Linked DNA regions of Homo sapiens: region 1 is linked to region 2. The links are chromatin loops, found by intact Hi-C in ENCODE. Cell type or tissue: PC-3. All regions are shown on one strand.

The links. Hi-C counts contacts between places; a loop is a spot of excess contacts. Peaks named below come from ENCODE experiments on the same cell type or tissue, not always from the same donor. Only the 100,000 strongest peaks of a DNase experiment are listed, where the experiment ranks them.
Region 1: a loop joins it to region 2, with 10 times the contacts of the local background. A loop is called at or near these places in 1 of 110 quality-filtered maps.

What each region holds. Positions count from the first base shown.
Region 1 is chr21:37,008,878-37,011,377 of GRCh38, reverse strand. The region is part of intron 2 of RIPPLY3 (ripply transcriptional repressor 3); the gene reads right to left. Among named protein-coding and RNA genes, the nearest start is that of RIPPLY3, 3.4 kb to the right of the region's middle. RefSeq lists an enhancer at 1,225-1,284. In PC-3, a CTCF peak has its summit at 1,322; a DNase peak (open chromatin) is centred at 1,327; H3K4me3 peaks cover 1,155 bases.
Region 2 is chr21:37,154,545-37,157,044 of GRCh38, reverse strand. It overlaps TTC3 (tetratricopeptide repeat domain 3), which reads right to left. Exons shown (of 46, transcript NM_001330683.2): 28 at 139-390. Among named protein-coding and RNA genes, the nearest start is that of TTC3-AS1, 38 kb to the left of the region's middle. In PC-3, a CTCF peak has its summit at 1,515; a DNase peak (open chromatin) is centred at 1,564; H3K27ac peaks cover 1,795 bases.

The DNA of each region.
Region 1 (2,500 bases), 150 kb after region 2:
TTCAGCACACCTTTATCCACTTTAAAAACCTTACCCCACAAACATATGCAGCTTTAAAAGTTTTATGCCAGGCAGGGCGCAGTGGCTCACGCCCGTAATTACCAGCACTGTGGGAGGCGGAGGCAGGAGCATCACGATCTGAGGTCAGGAGTTCGAGACCAGCCTGGCCAACATAGTGAAACCCCCGTCCCTACTACAAATACAAAAATTAGCCGGGCGTGGTGGCGCACGCTTGTAATCCCAGCTACTTGGAGGCTGAGGCAGGCGAATCGCTTGAACCTGGGAGGCAGAGGCTGCAGTGAGCTGAGATTGCAGTGAGCTGAGACTGCACCATTGCACTCCAGCCTGGGCGACAAGAGCGAAACTCCGCCTCAAAAAAAAAAAATGCCATAAATATCCTGATTGTTTTCCAAAAGGATCCTTTGTCTGCTGAGGGAAATGTCTAAATATTCACATTTTATAATGAAACACGAGAACAGAAATGTGCACAACGCAAGCACTGCGTTTAACATATGTGCGAGTGTGTTTTCCTATGAGCCTGAGGACTGACAGGTGCAGAGAGGCTTTCAGTGGGGGTCAGCCTTCTCCTCCCCGTTCGAGTCTCTGACCGGGCTAGGGCTAAGAAGTGGGAGCCTGGCAGATAGGGCAGGCCCAGAAGAACAAACAGTCCCTGATGTTTTCCAGGAAACTGCCTCCCTGACAGTGCCCGCAAGTGGCCAGGAGGGAAACGCAACAGAGATCAAGAAAGGTGCAGGTAGGGGAGGGAGATAGCTCCCTAAGTGTTGTAGGGGCATGAAGTGGGTGAGGGTGACCGTGCTGCTCAGAGTACAGGGCCTTGAGGCCTTCCCTCTGCTTGAGGGTTTTTTGGGTTTTATTTTTGTTTTTGAGACAGGGTCTCATTCTGTCTCCCACGCTGGAATGCAGTGTCCCGATCTCAGCTCACTGCAACCTCTGCCTCCCAGGTTCAAGCGATCCTCCTGCTTCAGCATCCCGAGTAGCTAGGATTACAGGCGCACACCACCACTGCCTGGCTAACTTTTGTATTTTTAGTAGAGACAGGGTTTCACCATGTTCGTGAGGTCAGTCTCGAACTCCTGACCTCAGATGATCCGACCGCCTCGGCCTCCCAAAGTGCTGAGATTACAGGGTGAGCCACGCGCCCGGCCTACTTGAGGTTTTATTCTAGTTTTGCTTTGCTTGCCGGGAGCCCTGGTACAGGTCACCAGGCGTTAGTCCTCTTCACCGCCACTCCAGCCAATGGCATTTTTGAGAAATACAGAAGAGGGCTTGGGAGCTGGGGAATTGTCCTGCTTTGTCGGGCGAGGGCGCTGTTGAGCAAGAAGCGTTCCTTCCCTGCGCTGGGCAGCTCTCGTCGGTGGACTGCAGGGAACCCAGGGCGGTGCACAGTACCAGAGCACAGACTGGCGCTGGTCGCTCTGCGCAACCAGCTGGGCTCTGCAAAGAGCGGGCTCCGGGCTAGGGGTGAGGATTGGCGGGCTCTACAGCCCCCAGGGAACAACCACTCTTCCCACACCCACATCCGTGGACAGAACTACTTCAGCGTGACAGGCTACCTGCTGATCAGCGAGAAAGTTAACGTTTAACATTTCTCTGCAAGTAAATTTTTCTCACAAACGGCCTTATCAAAACAGAAAACAAAACCCAAAACCATCTGTCTTACTTAGGGAGCGTGCTATCGTATTTTTATTCCTGCAAGAAACTGATAGGCTCCACATCCATTTCATTTAAAAGAAAACTGGATAATTGTAAACATCTATATTCTCACACAAGCACCTTTAAATTTTATGTTTAAGAACTAAGTTTGAATGCAAAAGAAGGGATTTTACATTATTTAGATATATGTATAAATAATCGGGGACTAAAAATCATCTCTTGTTAATTGATTTATCTTTTATCTGCTTCCTTCTTTGAAGTAAATTAAAATTCCCAATATTCAGATTAATTTAATAAAGTCGTGTAAATATCAAAATACGGTGAAGGTCTGTTTTCCCACAATCAAGTTTTCTTACCATATTACAAATAACTGCACGTTAGTCCATATAACACGTGTTACGTAAATTCAATACATGGTCTTTCCCAGCCTAATTCTTCAGTGTTTTAAGAGTCATCAAAAAAAAAAAAATTAAGTAAAAGTCATCAATTTATATTTTAAAATGTAACAAAGGAAAGGTAAATTCTATGAAAGCAAGTCATTACATCAGTAAGTATAAAGCAACTGAGTTACCAATGCAGAGTAACAAAAGAATGGTGGAGGTCATTAATCTTGCCCACAAAGCCCTCTGCTTGAGTGTATTTGCTCAGACAACATGAGATACCCCAGGAGTGCTTGACGGGGCTGAAAGTGCTTCAGAAAGGGCCAGACGCGGGGTGGGGGCTTTTAACGGCAACTCTGGGCACCTCAGATGGGGCTCAGTCCTATTTGCTCTGTGGCACCGGCCCAACGCTAATGGTGCTCTAAGCTTTTCTCCAAGGCAAGCGA
Region 2 (2,500 bases):
AACTTCCCCACATAAACTGATTGTACCATAATAATTTTCACTATTTTCTTTGTTATATATTTAAACAAGCTAGGTCCTTCACAGATTTTTTCCCCCTTAAGATTAAATGTAATATAAGTCTAAACTCAGTCCACATACCCATTATATCAAAGAATTCATCTAAAGCACTATGCAATGCTGGGAACTTGTCTCTGTGTTCTTCTAGCAGCCATATTAAACAACGGGCTTCCTTCAATGATGCTGGCTCAGAGAAATAATCAAGTTGCTTTCCTTCTATAGAGTCTAGTTTGTGACCATATTTCTCATTCCAGAGGAAAGTCATGATACTAAAATCAAGCAGTTTAAGAGATGCTCCATAACGAGAAAAGAAAGTTCCTGTGGCATCTAAGCCTGTAATAAAAACAAAACCCAAATCAGAAGAGGAGGGAAATTATTTACTGTAAAATCACATTTAGTTTCACATCTCTGAAAGCAGCTGATTATAGTTTGCTTATATTCTCAGCAAAAACATTTAAATAGTTGAGAACAGATTCGTTCAAGCTATTGGGCATTTTAGAAACACCATTTAACATTGTTAGGCTAATTATAATAATTCTTGTCTATTAGATTTGAATAATGTGGGCCAAAGCCTTCTACTATCATAGTTACCTTTATTAGACCTAGGAGATGAAAGTATAGCATTAAATTCCTTTAAAAATATAACAATGAGGCCAGGTATGGTGGCTTAGGCCCGTAACCCCAGCACTTTGGGAGGACAAGGCTGGAAGATCACTTGAGCCAGGAGTTCAATACCAGCCCTGGCAACATAGCAAGACCCCTATCTTTACAAAAAAAAAAAGAGTTAGCCAGGCATGGTGGTAAATGCCTGTAGTCCCAGCTACTTGGGAGGCTGAGGTGGGGGTACTGCTTGAGCCCAGGACTTCAAAGCTACAGTGAGCTATGACGGCGCCACTGCACTCCAGCCTGGGTGATGGGGCAAGACCCTATCTCTAAAAAAAAAAACAAACCCAAACAATGTTTTCACTAATTCATAAAGACTTTCATTCCAATTAGTATAAACTAGCAAGATTTTATGATTCTTTATATGGATTCCATAGTAATAAAACATCAACAATATGCAGAATCTTCCCAAATGTGTCTAAAAGAGGAAATGGGTAAACCCATTCCCCAACACCTAAAATAACATTCCTTATTCCCCAAAATGTGGGTCCTCACCCCTCTCTACAAAAATCAAGGTGGTCAGTATGCCTACTTTTATTCTCCACTCTCCAAATTAGAAAACAGGTGACTACAATCTCATACAGACTCCTACTGAAATGACGGTGAAGCCCCACTCCTGATGAACAGCCAGCAAAAAGGAGCTCTGTCCAGTTTCTCCATCATGCCTCTAATATAAAACGGTCACTTCTTCCGAGGGCCTTAGTCAACAAATGAAGTCAACAAATGAAGCAGAGATTGCTCAGAGTCAAAATTATCCTAGACTGCTTGCTTCTGGATTAAAGAGTTAGCTTGCAGAGATCATGTTGCAGGAAAATTAGGATCTTTAAACACCAGAATAAGGGACCATGTAGAATACTCACACAATAAAAGATTTATGAGAGCCCAATGAAAAAATAGCACATTCCCGTTCCCTATCCACGTCAGAGCTTGTGGTCAGTGAGGGGAATGCAGGCAGGCAGTGTTCACTATTGGGATGTTAAATTTATCTCACTAGTGCTCTATTATTTCTCTCTCTCCCTCCCTCCTTTCCTCCTTTCCTCCCTTCATCTTTTGCTGAACATAAAAACTGGACCTCTCTTATGGTAAATATGTGCATGATGTAAGTCCACCCAATAGTCGTTTTATTGAAGAAAATTCCAGGAAATGAAAACTGCTTTACTTACTATTTAAGTAAGTGTGCATTTTACTTCAGGACTGTAGTAACAGCCTTACTAATTAACATGCTTGAACTCATTTCACAACTTTAAATAAAAATTGCTACTTTAAATAGTATACATATATCCTTATTAAAATGATACCTTTAATCTACAGAATAAACATGGATTATATCGACCGGGCGCGGTGGCTGACGCCTGTAATCCCAGCACTTTAGGAGGCCGAGGTGGGCAGATCACGAGGTCAGGAGATCAAGACCATCCTGGCTAACACGGTGAAACCCCGTCTCTACTAAAAATACAAAACATTAGCCAGGCGTGGTGGCAGGCACCTGTAGTACCAGCTGCTCGGGAGGCTGAGGCAGGAGAATGGCGTGAACCCGGGAGGCGGAGCTTGCAGTGAGCCGAGATCGCGCCGCTGCACTCCAGCCTGGGCAACAGAGCGACACTCTGTCTCAAAAAAACAAACAAACAAACAAAAAAAACACATGGTTTATATCAAAAGACATGTTCACCCTTTCCTGCCAGTGAGCTGGAGGGCTCAAGTGCTGCATTTACCTGAATGAACAGTGGCTGGCAGTCTTGACCGTGTAGCATAACCCAGGCAAACCTATTTCTCCAGTCCT